Linked DNA regions of Homo sapiens: region 2 is linked to region 1. The links are chromatin loops, found by intact Hi-C in ENCODE. Cell type or tissue: K562. All regions are shown on one strand. Links, peaks and the distances in the headings refer to the core of each region. The heading gives the core; the rest is flanking DNA.

Evidence for each region. Hi-C counts contacts between places; a loop is a spot of excess contacts. Peaks named below come from ENCODE experiments on the same cell type or tissue, not always from the same donor. Only the 100,000 strongest peaks of a DNase experiment are listed, where the experiment ranks them.
Region 2: a loop joins it to region 1, with 14 times the contacts of the local background. A loop is called at or near these places in 1 of 110 quality-filtered maps.

The regions. Positions count from the first base shown.
Region 1 is chr6:88,298,098-88,306,189 of GRCh38, forward strand. LOC105377884 (a long non-coding RNA gene) reads right to left here and starts at 1,526. Exons shown (of 3, transcript XR_942758.3): 1 at 764-1,526. It overlaps LOC105377885 (a long non-coding RNA gene), which reads right to left. Exons shown (of 6, transcript XR_007059669.1): 5 at 5,943-6,123; 6 at 1,642-3,287. In K562, for the core only: a CTCF peak has its summit at 3,924; a DNase peak (open chromatin) is centred at 4,004.
Region 2 is chr6:88,417,729-88,424,491 of GRCh38, forward strand. All of the region lies in intron 2 of LOC105377885 (a long non-coding RNA gene), which reads right to left. Among named protein-coding and RNA genes, the nearest start is that of CNR1, 250 kb to the left of the region's middle. In K562, for the core only: CTCF peaks have their summits at 3,708 (motif pointing right) and 5,319; no DNase peak of the experiment used is centred there; H3K4me3 peaks cover 1,188 bases.

The DNA.
Region 1 (8,092 bases), core at 1,240-6,239:
TGTTGGTATTATCTACATCTAAAAACAAAATTGGCATGGAAGTGGGAATAGAAAGAATGAGAAAAGAGGAGGCGAGAGGGTGGCTCAACAGTTGAGACAGGTTTTCAAGAGTAAACCTCAAAAGGGCTTCTGGCCAGCAGGGTCAGGAGCAAACTTTTCTTATAGCCTGAGGCTTTTTTAAAGGGCCCGGTGGGGAATTGTGCTTTGAAGCAAGATTCTATTAGGGAGGGTTTGGAGAAGTGCTGGCTGTTCTGTTAGGGCCATTATGCTCTGTTGAAGCTATGGGCAGGGGTGACATTCGGGGTTCTGGCCAGGTGGCCAAATAGAAACTCAAAGCTTAAGACGGTGGGGTGTTCTGAAGATGGCGGCACTCTTGTCCTATCAGTTTGAAATGGTTTACAGTGGAAAAGCAATGGGACGAGTGTTATCCGATCTCTATATAACCATCTAGCATAATTTGGCCTCCTGTATGTTACCCTATTTTCTTCTTTGTCTGTAAGCTTTCTCAGATGAGGTGAACAGATGGTATATTGGGAGACAGGCTGAAATGAATGGAAAAAAAAGTGCATAGTACTTCAGTAGAAGGTGAAAAAGATGAGACCAAAGTGGACCCGATTCCCAGCCTCCCAGAGATCGTATTGGCGGCATCTGTTTGTTTTTAAATCAATTTTCTTCTTATTTCTTCCTCAATAAGACTTTGCTGAATGTTTTCACTTTAGTGTTTAAGTGAAAAAAATAGCACGTGGTTTATCTGGTGCCTTACCTTAATGAAAAAATACTGCCTTTAATATTTCCTCTGTGTTAACTGACTGGCTTAGCTCTTGATGTGATGAAAACAGATTATCCGAAGACCCATTCCACTAAAAGCAGATTCTGTTGATGGCGCGTCCATCCTAATGATTCAGGAGCTCAGTTTGCCTCCAGCAGAGAAACACCCAAAACAAGAAGGAAAAAAAAAGATAGTGGGAATGAGAATACAATTGTGGTTGCTACTTAATGGTTGAGATTTCTTATAACACTATCACAGGAAAACTGCTTGCCAGGGTTATGACAGTAATATCAAGATTTAGCTTAAGACTAAAAAATTACAATAATTTCTCTTCTTCCCTCCTGTTACTCCAACCTAGGAAGCCAGCTAAGTAAACACTATCGTTGTAAAGCAGATGGAACCTTTCCAAGGAGAGAAAAGCTATAGAGATGACTGAAAAAAAAAAAATCAAGGTGCAGGCACCACACAAGGGCAGGGCTGTAGTTTCAGCAGAGGAAACATTTGCTTATTATACTCATGGAACTAAAGATGCCTTGTGCTCACAGGCTGGCCTTTGGTATCCTATCTTAACACGATGCAATTATAAACTGTGCATAAAACTGTGATTATGACCCTAAAAATGGGTCTATCTTCCTAATGTCACCCATCAATTGTACAATGCCAGAAATCTCTCCAGTAACTGGTCTTGTTCAGCACTGAATTATTTTTCTATGATTCATTTGACACTTAACATTAGTTTCCTAGGGCTGCCATCACAAAGTACCACAAACTGGTGGCTTCAACAACAGAAATTTATTGTCTCAAAGTTCTGGAAGCTAGAAGTCTCAGATGAAGGTGTCGCCAGGGTTGGTTCCTTCTGAGGACTGTGAGGGAGAATCTGTTCCATGCTTCTCCTAGCATCTGGTGGTTTGCTGGAAATCTTTGCCATTCCTTGGCTTGTAGTTGCATCCCCTAGTCTGTGCATTTGTCTTCTCATGGCGTTCTGCCTGTATCTTTTCTTATAGTTCTCCCACAATGCATGTCTCTGGGTTGAAATTTCCCCTTTTTCTAAAAACTCATATTGGGTTAGTGCCAATCGTATCTTATTTTAATCTGATTAACTCTGTAAAGACCCTCATTCCAAATAAGGGTCACATTCTGAGGTTCTGGGGGTTAGTGCGTCAATGAATCTTTTTGGACAACACAATTCAACCCAAGACATAACCTAAACTAGTTGGTGATAATTCAGCTGTTTTTTTTTTTCAGCTGTCCTCAAATGAGAATCACTATCTGTCCCTAAAATGAGAATACTAGTCAAAACTTCTGATGTAAAGCTGCTCTCTCAAATGACTCCAAATCCTTCCAGAATAGAGCTGTACCTCTTCTGTACCTAAGCAGCAGGGATGACAACGTGATATTTAATTCCATGTTTTCTTTTGGGTGTTTTACTAGGGTTCCAGGGCTTCTAGTGATTTGCTTCTGCTGACAATCAAGAGGGTGTTGCATCCACTGCGCCAGCTATTGATGGCTCCCAAAATGTGTAGTACAGCCGTGGAAAACCCACTCCTCCCACCAGCAATGCCACCTGTACCAGATGACTGTTCACTGGCCTTTCTTTTGAGGTTGGAGAAAACCTCATTGTTGAGGGAGTTTGCCCCAGTGGTATCAGCTCTTAGAGATCTTAAACGTTAAACCCCTTATTTTAGCTTGCTGTCCCTGCTACTGGGACTACCAGAAACATTTCCCAAGATTGGGGCTGGAGATAGTTGAAGGTATCATTTGCTGTGTCACGTCACCTGATATTATAAATGTAATGCAATGTATATCGTGAACTTGAAAGCACACACATTATAAGTGGCCTGATAAGCCATATCTGGGGGCTTGAACTTACAAGGGAGGAAGATGACATCCCGAGTTTTAAAAATGATTGCATGATAGCATGGTGAAAAAGTTGTGTGTTCACCAAGAAGTCACTACTTAGGCATCAGATGTAGTTTAGTCATCTGTTTACTACTGCACATAACCCTCCCGTACTTGGGCCATGTTCAGAAGCCAGAATATTCATGGATTTGATATAAGCATGAAGATTTTTGGCTTCCACAAGTGTGCCTCACCTGGGTAGCAAATTTCTCATGTGTGTCCCAAGGCCATAGATTGAAGTTTTTCTTTTATCTCTTTACCCACCAAAGTTCAGCCACAGTAAAAACACCACTGTGGAGACTTTTATCAAATAATTCAAGGATTTAAGAAAAGGGAAATCATGTAACTAGGAAACAGACTACTGAAAAGATTATTTGTGGGGTCGTGAATATGTATTTCATTGACCCTTTACTTGTCTGTGATAGTAATGTGTAACTGGAATTCACTCAACCCAATGGCAACCAGTGCACTCTGCAGGCATGTGGAGGTGCATGCTCAGTGGTTTGGAAAACTTAGTAATAAAAGTCAAATGGTCTTCTTTATATTGTGGGAAGAAAGTGCTATTTCTTGAGAAAAATGGCAATTTTCACTTCTATTTTTCTTTTCATGAGTCAGATGTCTATATCATGTGGGTTTAAAAAATAGAGAGAGAGAAGTAATAAAAAATAATATTACTAACAGAAGACAGCATATTTCAGTGTTGACTTTTAAATCTATATTGCAACATACACATTTTGTTTTTATTATAAACATAAGGCCATTTTTTCTGCAAAAGGAACAGAATGCTAACTATTTGTGATGAGACTGAAAGCAAATAAGAAGGACTCCATTGTATTACCATTCAGTGAAAATTGGTTGCTTCTCCAGAATGACATAAAGAACTTTTCCTGCAGTCAGTTAGAAAGTAACTTGAAATTGGTAAAACATATAAAACAGCTCTCAAGTTGAATAGCAGGAGGTTGAAAGTTGAGTTTGTACACCACTCACATGATACTTAGGGAAAAAATTCAGTAAGTACAAAAAAATACCTTTGTCTCAGTGTTAATGGAAGCAGAAGAAGTCATGCAAGGCAATAAAATATGAAAGACCGTGCTGGGGAGAATTACAGGAAAGAGTCTCTGGAACCACGGTTTTTCAACAGATTCATTCTGATACTTCCCTAAGGCTGCAGAAATCTACCTATTGTCCATGTCACTCCTGAACACAGAGGCTGAACAATAGTTACCAAAACTTCCTTCTCCTAGGAAAGAGGGAGCTATAGTACTGTTATTGTTTGTTCCTGTTGCAGGAGAAAAGACGTGATAACAGGGAGGCCTGCATGTGACTGGGTGATAACAGGAAAAGCTATCTCTCCAGAGGGGAGCTTGCCCATTGCTTATTACTGACAAAATGAAGAGTGCCAAAGATGTGGGTCATTTCTGGGGAAAGATAAAGTGTTGGAAGCCTGGTGTGGTGACTGAAGATCAGGAACTCTGAGAGCTAGGTCAGGCTCCATTATTACCAGCCCTGTGACCTTGGGCAAGTCACACTGGGGTCTGAGTCTTGGTTTCCTTCTCTATGTTATGAGCATAAACCACTAGACTAGAAGTATTGGTGATATTGGGGTGATGCAGATTTGCAGGGACACACACACACATAAATCACAGTGTCAAAATGGGAGCAGAAACCATTTTATGACTAGCTGGACTAGTGCCTGTACCCTGTAGTAATCTGGACTACCGCTTGTTGCTTAAGTTCAGGTAAACTTAATGGGTCTTCTCCTTTTGCTTGAAATTCAACTGTTACTGCCAGCCAGTCCCTGGAGACCAGAGCATTCAGAGTTCACACACACACAAAAGAAAGCTAGAGAAATGCCAGCCCACTCTCCCAATCCAGACATTGCGCAAGCTTGCCACACAAGGCTGGGTGCAACAGGTCAAAGGGAGAGGATTCGTGTAATGCACATGCCTTTTAAAACACAGTTATCTGGATCACCAGTAAGCACAGTCCAGTCAGAATGGAATTTGGAGACAGAGGCAGGAGATGGAGGGGTAGGAGATTTCCCTGCTACCAACTGATTTCAAAGTTCTATGGTGGTAATCAGATCAGACAGTGAGGTGAAATCCCTTTTCTGAACTGTAAAGTTCTCTAGAGATATCATAGGTTATATTGTTATTATTAGAGTGAGTCAGAAGAGAGATTTTGCTAATGAACCACCACAACAAATCACTGTGGCAGAAACATGCTTGAAATGTCTTTGAGCCTCCTACTTTTAGGAATGCCAATCCAGTCTTAGTGGTGAGCCTTTAGAAAACATTGGGTTTTCAATCCTATTCAACAAACCAGAAGTAGGAGGTGATTACTTTAAAGCCCAGCTTCCCACATTGACATTGATACTGGTATTAACTCTGACATGTAAAATTAGAGTGCTGTGGTTCAGGGACCTGCCTCTGTGTCTTGCCTGCTTGAACTCAAAGGCAAGCTAATGTGATAAACCAATAGAGAGACACCATTTGAAGAAAAGAGTAAGTTATTAGTTCTTTGGGTACTTTACTCTGAGGAGCAATTCCAATTTACTCTTCAAGTTTAGAGGTGTTCAAATTTAATATTTGAATACTAAATTCCCAGTTTCTCCCCTCTCTTTGTTCTCCCTTTCCTTTGTTATCAAAGAGACTTCAAGAATTAGAACCAACCCAAATCCTGAGCAATACAGAAGTAGGTGAGCATATTGCACTGCATCCATTCAACTGGGCACTGTGCAACCAAAGGTGAACTGTTTGTGATGTTACAGACTAAATGAGAACAGTATCTTATAAGTGGTAAGCAGGGTTTGATTTTCTGATAGCTGTCTGGAAAAAAACCTAAAAGTATATGTCTACACACAAATTATCTATGAATACAAAATATTTATTTCCTTCTTTTCACTTTCCTCCATGTTCTATATTTTATAAAGATATATAGAATATGTTATCCTCAAAAATAAGTGTTAATTTTTTTATTCATTAAAGCATAACTTCAATTCTAAGGTATATCTTGGGAAATGTGACACCTCAAAACCATCATGTTTTTCAGATTAATATAGAAAATATGTGGTCAGTACCTATAAAGTAGGCCTACTTGTGAAGGATAGGGTCAGAAGAGTGGCCATGAGTTGTTAGGTACTTCTGGAGAAGCCTGAGAGCAGCCTGACTTGAACGCCGCCAGCATGGCCCCAGTGAGAAATAACGAGGTCCTCAAGTAAGAGTCTCCCTGTGCTCCAAGAAGCATGCATTGTGGAAATAATTCATTATCTCACCTAACAGCCAGTCCAGAAATAGCAGGATCCGCATGACTGGTTGATTCCATCAAGAACACAGGGTCATCCCATCTCTGAGCTCTGCCATCCCCTGTGCTTGTAGCAAGCTGGATGCAGCAGCTCCAGCCACTCTATCCAGATGTGACACCATCAGAGAAGAACAGACTGTCTGACTCTGGTTCTGTAATGAGAAAGACTTTCTCAGAGGCTCTCCAATGGGCTTTCCCTCTTGCCTTGTTGGCTGGATTGGACCACCTGACTATTCCGTGTCACTGAAAAGGGCAGTTGGATAACCCTTAGACCATTCTCATCAGCACCAGGATAGGCAGCTGCCCTGGAGGCATTGTTCAGCTACATGGGAGAATGGAGAATGCCTAAACAAAAACAGGGTCCTTTAAGAACAATGAAGAGGCAATTGATTCTAGGTGGGTAACCAAAAGTGTCTAGCACAGTCCACTGAACATGAACTATTTAGATTCTTATGGCAAGTGGGTAAGATTCTCTTTTATTGGTCTGACTTCTTCCCTGAGCAGTCATCAGAGACTGTATGTCTTGACCAAAGGTAGTGACTCCTCTCAAAACAGCCATTTTCCCACCACTCTCTTCTACTGGGTTCCAGAAACTACTCTCTGCTCTTATTTGTCAGATCTGTGGATAGCTTCAGCAGTTTCTAACCCCATGGCATTGCCCCATCTCTTTCCACACAGCCAGCCCACAGCTTTGTAAATTATTAAACACTCCTTAAATTATTCTGATTTAAGGCTATGTAATTAATTTCCTGTTAGAAAGCTGATACTGTGCCCATTCATACTGCTCACTCGTATTACAGCTATCTACCACAGGGAAAACTATAGACATCAATAGCCTTCCAAACTGTTTTTCTTACCTTTACACATCTATATATGTGTATACATATACATGTACACATGTATATGTATATATGTAAACATGTAATTGTTTTGATTTTAATAAATTATCATGTTATATATATATTGTTCTGTTATTTGCCTTTTTACTCCTACTCTGTTAGGAAATATTTTCATGTCAATGTGTTTTGATTTATCTTTACTCTTTATAGTGGCTAAATATTATTTGTTACTGTGAATTACCATAATTCATTAACCTCTTATCAGTACATATTTAGCTTTATTTATAATTTATTATTATAAGAACAATGTCACAATATACATCCTTACACATACATCTTTTTCATATGTGTAAATATTTCTTTAAGAGAAAAAAATTCCTAGAAATGGAATTGTTGGGTCCAAGGGCATTGCTTTTAAATTTTGGTTGAGACCAGAAAATTGCCTTCCAAAAGAGTGTCACTGATTTCCACGCCCACCAACATGGAAGAGTGGGCCAGTTTCTTTATTCTTGCTTACATTATTCATCTTTTTCAATTTGGGCATTCTAATGGGTGGAAAATATCTCATTGTTGTTTTGATGTGCATTTTCCTGATTACTATTGTGGTTGAGCATCTTTTCATATGTTTGTTGGCCATTTGGATTTTTTCTTCTGGGAATTGCCTCTTCAGATCTTTTGTGTATTTTTTCTATTGGTTTGTTTGTCTTTTCTTTTTGATATAAAGGAGCTTTTTATATGTCTTATACATTAATCTTTTGCTTATTAAATATGTTGCAAATATTTTCTCCTAGTGTGTCACTTATCTTTTAATACTATTCGTGTTATTTTCTGGCATATAGAATTTACTGATTTTGTAGTCAGATCAGTACTTTTTTTCTCTCTCTTTCTAACCCCAAGTGAAATTAAAGAAAAAAAATTTAAAGAGGTAAAGTCTCCTAATCCTCTTGTGTGTTTATTTTTTAAAATTAGCATAATTTAAAATTGACTGTTTTCCTTGGTATACAGTACTATGAATTTTCATAAATGTGTAGATTTGCATAACCATCACTTCATTCAGGATAAGGAAAAGCTTCATCACCCAAAAATATCCTTGTGCTATTCCTATTTAGTTACATTTTTCCCTAACCCCCAACTGTTGGCACCTCTGATCTATTCATTACTATTGTTGTATCTTTTCCAGAATGTCATTTAAATGAACTCATTGAGTATATAACTTTTTGAGATTGATTCTTTTACTGGGCATGATGTCTTTGAAATTAATTTAAGACATTGCATGTATTGA
Region 2 (6,763 bases), core at 1,555-6,554, 120 kb after region 1:
AAAACCGAGGTTGCCAAGTTCAATAGGGTTTCTAAGTTTTGCTCTGGGCCTAAGGTGGACTTTTGAAGTTTTTTCTAATGTCTGCAGCTGACGGAGTGATAAACTTATCATTCAAGATTAGTTGGCCTTCAATAGAGTCAGGTGACAGAGAGGTATGCTTCCTCAATGCCTCCCTTAGTCTCTCCAGAAAGGCAGTAGGATTTTCTTCCTTTCCCTGTTATAGTGGGTGTTATAGTGGATATCATTTAATAATTCATAAGCTTCTTCCTAGTTTTCCTTAGTCCTAGCACGCAAGTTAGCGAATGTCTGTGGCACCAATCTCCATGTTCTGATTCTGTGTCCCAGTGACGGTCTACACTGGGAACTGCCTGCTGGCCTGTGGTGAATCGTTCTTTCCTCTGTTGTCATCCTATCATTGACCTGGCTGAGATACCAGAGATTGCCAAACTCTCAGGCTGCACTTATGGCGGCACTTCTCTCATTTGGGGTTAGTGTCTGATTTAGCAGTAACATGATATCTCTCCATGTCAGATCAAAGGATTGCCCCAACCTTTGTAAAACATCAATATAGCCATCAGGGTTATCTGAGAATTTACCTAGGTCTATTTTAATTTGCTTTAAGTCTGAGAGAGAAAAAGATACATGCACTCTCTGGCTGGGCCAAATTCTCCTCCTCCCACTGCTTGGAGGGGGCAAAATCAGGGAATATTGGCACTGTTTTGTTCATCGTTTATCCATTTGTCTATCTCCTTTGGACCATTCGGGTAAAAGGGGGGTCCTTATTATTTGGGGAAGGAGTCAGGGGGATGCTGGGATAGGGAGGTAGAATCTGAGGGCTTCCTGTAGGACATAAACCACACTTTTTACATAATTATGAGTTGTCTCTTAATGAAAAGAAAGTTTGCAAATATGGCACTTCACTCCATTTGCCCTCCTTTCTACAGAAGAGGTCTGGCTGTAAGATGGTGTTATAATTTATACTTCCCTCAGGAGGCCAAGTTTCTGCCCCTTGAAGAGGATATCGTGGCCAGGCGGTACTGCAGAAGAATATAAGTCATTTCTTTCTTAGCGTCTGAGGGTCAAATTGGTCCTAATTCTCCAGAATACATCTCAGGGGCATTTCTGCCTTGGGGTGGGGGGAACATTTCCCATCTGAAAAAAGGACATAGGGGTGCCAGCACCCTTAGTCATTTTCCATCGAGCGTTAGTCCTAGAGCATCCTCTAAGGGCCTAATGTTTATTCTTTTCCAGGGTGCATAACCACCCATGGACCTCTGCTTATTGGATTAGTTATGCTAACTGATGTAGCAGTTCTGCACCTGTTTTCCCGCCTCTCTTGACCACAAAGAAAGGGGTCCGGGCTGCTGGATTCTAGTGGTCCTTTACCAGCGTGCCCAACATTGCCTTTGGGCTCAGGGGTGAGATCCTTTCCAGGGTGCGTAACCACCCATGGACCTCTGCTTATCGGATTAGTTATGCTCACCAATGTAGCAGTCCTGCACCTGTTTTCCCGCCTCTCTTGACCACAAACAAAGGGGTCTGGGCTGCTGGATTCTAGTGGTCCTTTGCCAGCGTGCCCAACATTGCCTTTGCACTCAGGGGTGAGTCCTAGAGCTGGGCTGGGTTCTTGAGTATTTCATAACAACCCAGCTGCCCCATCAAGATGCATTCCTATAAAAAACAATTCTTATGTAAATTCATTTCAGAGAGGGTGTAGCGAACCTTTTGATTCAGGATTGAGATAGTCTTTTGATTCTGTAAGTACTTTAAGGCTTGGCTGAGTGCAAACAGCTCACATGTTTGAGGAGACCAATTATTAGGCAATTTTTCTCACTCTGCTTCCACACCAGTCTCTGTATCAATTACTGAATACCCATTGTGGTTTTCTCCTCAATCGCCTGGGAGGAACCATCTATCCTCCGGTCCTGAAGGGAGTTCCTCCTAGGTCTGGTCGGACCTTTGTATGGTAATTAAGATTTAAATCCCCTGTTAGGAAATCTGCTGGGTTAAGGGAATTATCAGTGGTTGGAGTTACATTACCCTTTTCTAACACAATAGCCCCATACTTTAAGATTTTTGATTTAGTAAGCTACCTTTTTGCTTTTTTTTTTTTTTTGACTTAGAATAGTTTAACTGGTGAGGTGTGCTGTCAACGAAGTTTCCTCAAAAAGTTCCTTTTCTACTTTTAGCAAAGCAATTGCCGCTACCGACCGAATGCATTTGGCCCATCCGCGGGTTACTGGGTTAAGGATTTTTGATAGGAAAGCTACAGGTTGTCAGTGGCCTCAGTGCTTTTGGGCTACGCCCTTATTTACATTGACAACAAAGTGGCATTGAAGTGTTATAGGGTCACGGAGAAGACCTTCAATTATCAATTACAGGTTTTAAATTTACCCTGGCTTTTAAAGGAATAGGGCACACTTTTTTTTTAAAACTATTTCTATCTTTTTCTTTCTTTCTGTCTTTGACTCTGTCTTTGTCCCTCTCTCCATCTCTCTCTCTCCGTCTCTCTCTCTCGCTCTCTCAGTCTCTCTCTCTTAGCCATTACAAACTTGGGGCCCTGGCAAGGGTGGTGGGGAACGGGTCCCACATAACTGCCCATAACTGCCCATGTCAAGAGCTGTATACCTAAATCGGGAGGGACACCAGGGATAAGACTGCCTGGGTTATAGTCTAGCTGCCTAAGGACGCAGCGTAGAGCTTCCTTAGATCCCCTTGGAGATACGACTTGCTAGAGGAAATGAAAGTCTGAACCATTAGTACCTAGGAGGCAGGGATCAGAGGAAGTAGATTCAGAGGTAAGGAGAATTTTGGGGCTACACTTTCAAGAAAGTCGTGGTCGGGACCCAGGAGGTATGGGTCAGAAGGAAAGGTGGGGCGCATGCACAGGCGACTGCTGAGTAGAGACTTCTGGCTGTGCCATGATCTCAACCGGCTACTGCCGGGAGTTCAGGACAACAGCTTTCTGTCTCTAGGCGGCCCTTGGCTTCCCCAAGAAAACTGAAAGTGGAAGCCGGCGCGAGGCAGACCAACGTCCCCAATAGAAGGGTTGGGGGTTGTTAGAAATCCCTTCCCCAGATAGCCTCACACCTGAGTCTTAAGTCCTGTGGCCATGCTAATCGTTTTTAACTGGCCGACAGGTGCCTGGTATTTTCCTCCAGTTCTAAGGAAGGATAGGACAGAATAGCAAGTGAAAGTGGTCCGATATTACTCACCGCTTTGGAGGTCCCTTCGTGGTCGCCAAAATGTTACCGGGGGGTCCTTGCTCACAGAGCTCCCAAGATGGTGGTGGGCCACTTCCAAAATGGCGGCGGGCCACTTCCAAGATGGTGGCAAGCCCCGTGTTCTCTGACCTGGGGTTCTTGGCCTCACAGATTCCAAGGAATGGAATCTTGGGCCATGCGGTGAGTGTTATAGCTCTATTAGAAGTCGTGGGTCACGGAAGAGAACCATGGAACCCAGTGACTAGTGTTCAGCTCGATTAGGACGAACCCAGGCACTTAGCCATGCAGGAACAATGGCAAGCCTTTAGCCCAATCGGGAGTGGCAATGGGCGCCTCACTGGATCAGGAGCACAGCAGACACCCTGCCGGATTCAGAGGGATGGGTGTCAGCGGCGGGTCTGCGAAGGCGGCAAACAACAGTGGTGGACGGCGAGCGAAAGCTCAGTTTGAGCCGTAACAAACATGGACCAGAAGAGGGCAGTTGCAAGATTTAATAGAGTGAAATAGAGTGAAAACAGAGCTCCCATATAAGGAGGGGACCCAAAGGGGGTTGCCCAAAATATATAAAAATTTCTAACAATAAATTTTAAAATTCTGACCTAATAGAAAAATTGGCAAAATGCTTGAACAAAAACTTCTCAAAAGCAAGTATTCAAAACGTCACAAATATATATGACCAAAAAAATTGTTCTGCCTTTTCAATCATCATTTAAATATAAATTGAAACCACAATGAGGTGCTACTGCATACTTAGAATAGCAGTTTAAAAATTACCAAGAATTGAAAAGTATGAGGAGCAACTGAAAATCTCATACACTACTTCTGGGGATGTAAACTGGCAACAACATTTAGAAAAAGCTTCTTGGCATTGTTTCTAAAGCTGAACATATACATGCCCCTAGCACCCAGCAATTCCACTCCTTAGTGCATAGCCAGCCAAAATTCATACATATTTAATCCAAAGGAAATGTACAAAAATATTTATGGCAACATTATTTATAATAGCTCCGACTGGAAATAAACCCAATGCCCATTAATAGTAGAAAGAATAAGTAAGTGTTGGTATGGTCGTATAATGAAATACTACCTAGCAATAAAGATAAACAAACTGCTAAAAACAACATATATGAACCTCACAAATACAATGCTGAGATAAAGGAGATATAAGTATACGGGCCACTCACATAAAAAGTTCAAAAGTAGTCAAAACTAATCAGTGGTATAGACCTCAGGATAGCAATCATCTAAGTCTGGGAATTGGTAGCCCAGGTGGGGTGCACAGAGGAGGCTTCCAGGGGGCTTCCTTTCTCATCTGTATGGTGGTGACACAGAGGGACTGATTCATAATAAATTAATCACACATACACTTATGATTGGTGTCCTTTTTTTATACAACCATATAAAAATTATCTAAAATCGGCCAGGCATGGTGGCTCATGCCTGTAATTCCAGCACTTTGGGAGGCTGAGGCAAGCAGATCATGAGGTCAGGAGATCGAGACCATCCTGGCTAACACGGTGAAACCCCGTTTCTACTAAAAGCACAAAAGATTAGCCGGGCATGGTGGCAGGCGCCTGTAGTCCCTGCTATCCGGGAGGCTGAGGCAGGAGAATGGCGTGAACCTGGGAGGCAGAGCTTGCAGTGAGCCGAGATCACGCCACTGCACTCCAGCCTGGGTGACAGATCGAGACTCCGTCGCAAAAGAAAAAAAAAAAAAAAACCTAAAATCAACCTATGAAGTATCATATCTATTGATGAAAATGGTGATGTAAGTATAAAAAAAGACAAAAAGTTAAAATGTGGTTGTTCCTGTATGTTAGAAATAAGAATTAATTAATTTACAATTAATTTAAAGATTACTATTTTCTTTTCTGTGTTGTTCTCAGTTTTCAATTTTTCATGTTTGACCAAGAATCACGTTTCCATTTTAAAAGGGAAATTTAAAGTATTTTAAATAGAGTAAGACCTCTGCAGGCTGACCCATCAGTTAGCCGGACCAGGAAGATAGATCATAGTTAACAGATGAATCCAATTATTTCTTTTTTTTTTTTTTTTTGGCAGCGTCTCTCTCTGCTGCCCAGGCTGGAGTGCAATAGCGCCATCTTGGCTCACTGCAACCTCAGCCTTCCCAGTTCAAGCGATTCTCCCTGACTCAGCTTCCCGAGTAGTTGGGTTTACAGGCATCCACCACCACGGACCCAGCTAATTTTTGTATTTTTAGTAGAAACGGGGTTTTGCCATGTTGTCCAGGCTGGTCTCAAACTCCTGACCTGACCTCAGGTGATCCGCCCTCCTTGGTCTCCCAAAGTGCTGGGATTACAGGCATGAGCCACCGCGCCTGGCCTAAGAAAATGCTTCTTAAAGAAGTTACTGGGCTGAGTAGGAGTAAGTGATAAGCAAATAAAAAATGAATCAGTCCAGAGGAGAATAAAACATTGTACTTCAAGTTAAACTCAGTGAGAAATGATCATATGTTGTATTTCATTACCCCTTTATAGTTTCAGCATGGTTTCTTGTCCATTTTCTCATTTTAACCTCACAGAATTGTATGAAAGAATTGCGGAAGGGGCTATCATTATCATTTCATAAATAAACACATGAGTACTAGAGACAGAAAGTAACATGCCAAAACCTAGAGCCTGGCAACTATTTGTGGAAAAATAACAGTGACCCAGAAATTCTTGTCCCAATTGGTTTACCTTTTATGAGAAATGGCAGTAGATACTTTTAAATATTCAAAGATACTCAAAATATACCCTACAAGTACTCATCTCAAACATTATTCAAAAACCAATTATAGACAAAAAAGTTGTAAATTTTTTACATTACTACCAGTAAATAATTTAAAATAATTTAAAAACAGGAAATAGAAACTAAGACCTTAGGCGTTAAAATGTAGGAACATAAATGAATTTACAATGAGTTTTAAAACCAAATAAACTTATGAAATTAAATATAAATAACTAATAAATATTACCAAGTTGAATCTAGAAAATAAAAACAATTCTAAAAAATCTTGTACTCTGAAATATATAATAGTCTGAATCCATAACTATTAACATAGTCAATATTGGCATGTGTTTGACATATCAGGAAGTCAAAAATTTTTTTTTATTCCTAAACTTTGAAAATTAAAGATATGCTTACGGTATTTTTTTAACTTTTAAAAAACCATCAGCAGAATTTGAAACAAAATAACCCCCTTATATTCTCTACAGAGTAAAAGATATGCAAATGCAAGAAGCACACATAAACGTAAAACAAGATGATTGGAATGAGAACTAGTAGCTCATTTAGATCAATGTAAATGACTTAAACTTTTAATTAATAACAAAAACTCTAAGATCGGATTGGAAAATAAATTCTAGCCAGAAGATTCTTACAAAAGACACTCAAAAGTGATGCTGAAACTTTAAAATTGAAAAATGAATAATATAGTTGGATATTTGTCCCTGCTCAAATCTCATGTTGAAATGAAATCCCCAGTGTTAGAGGTGAGCTTGGTAGGAGGAGTTTGGATCATGGGGGTAGATCCCTTT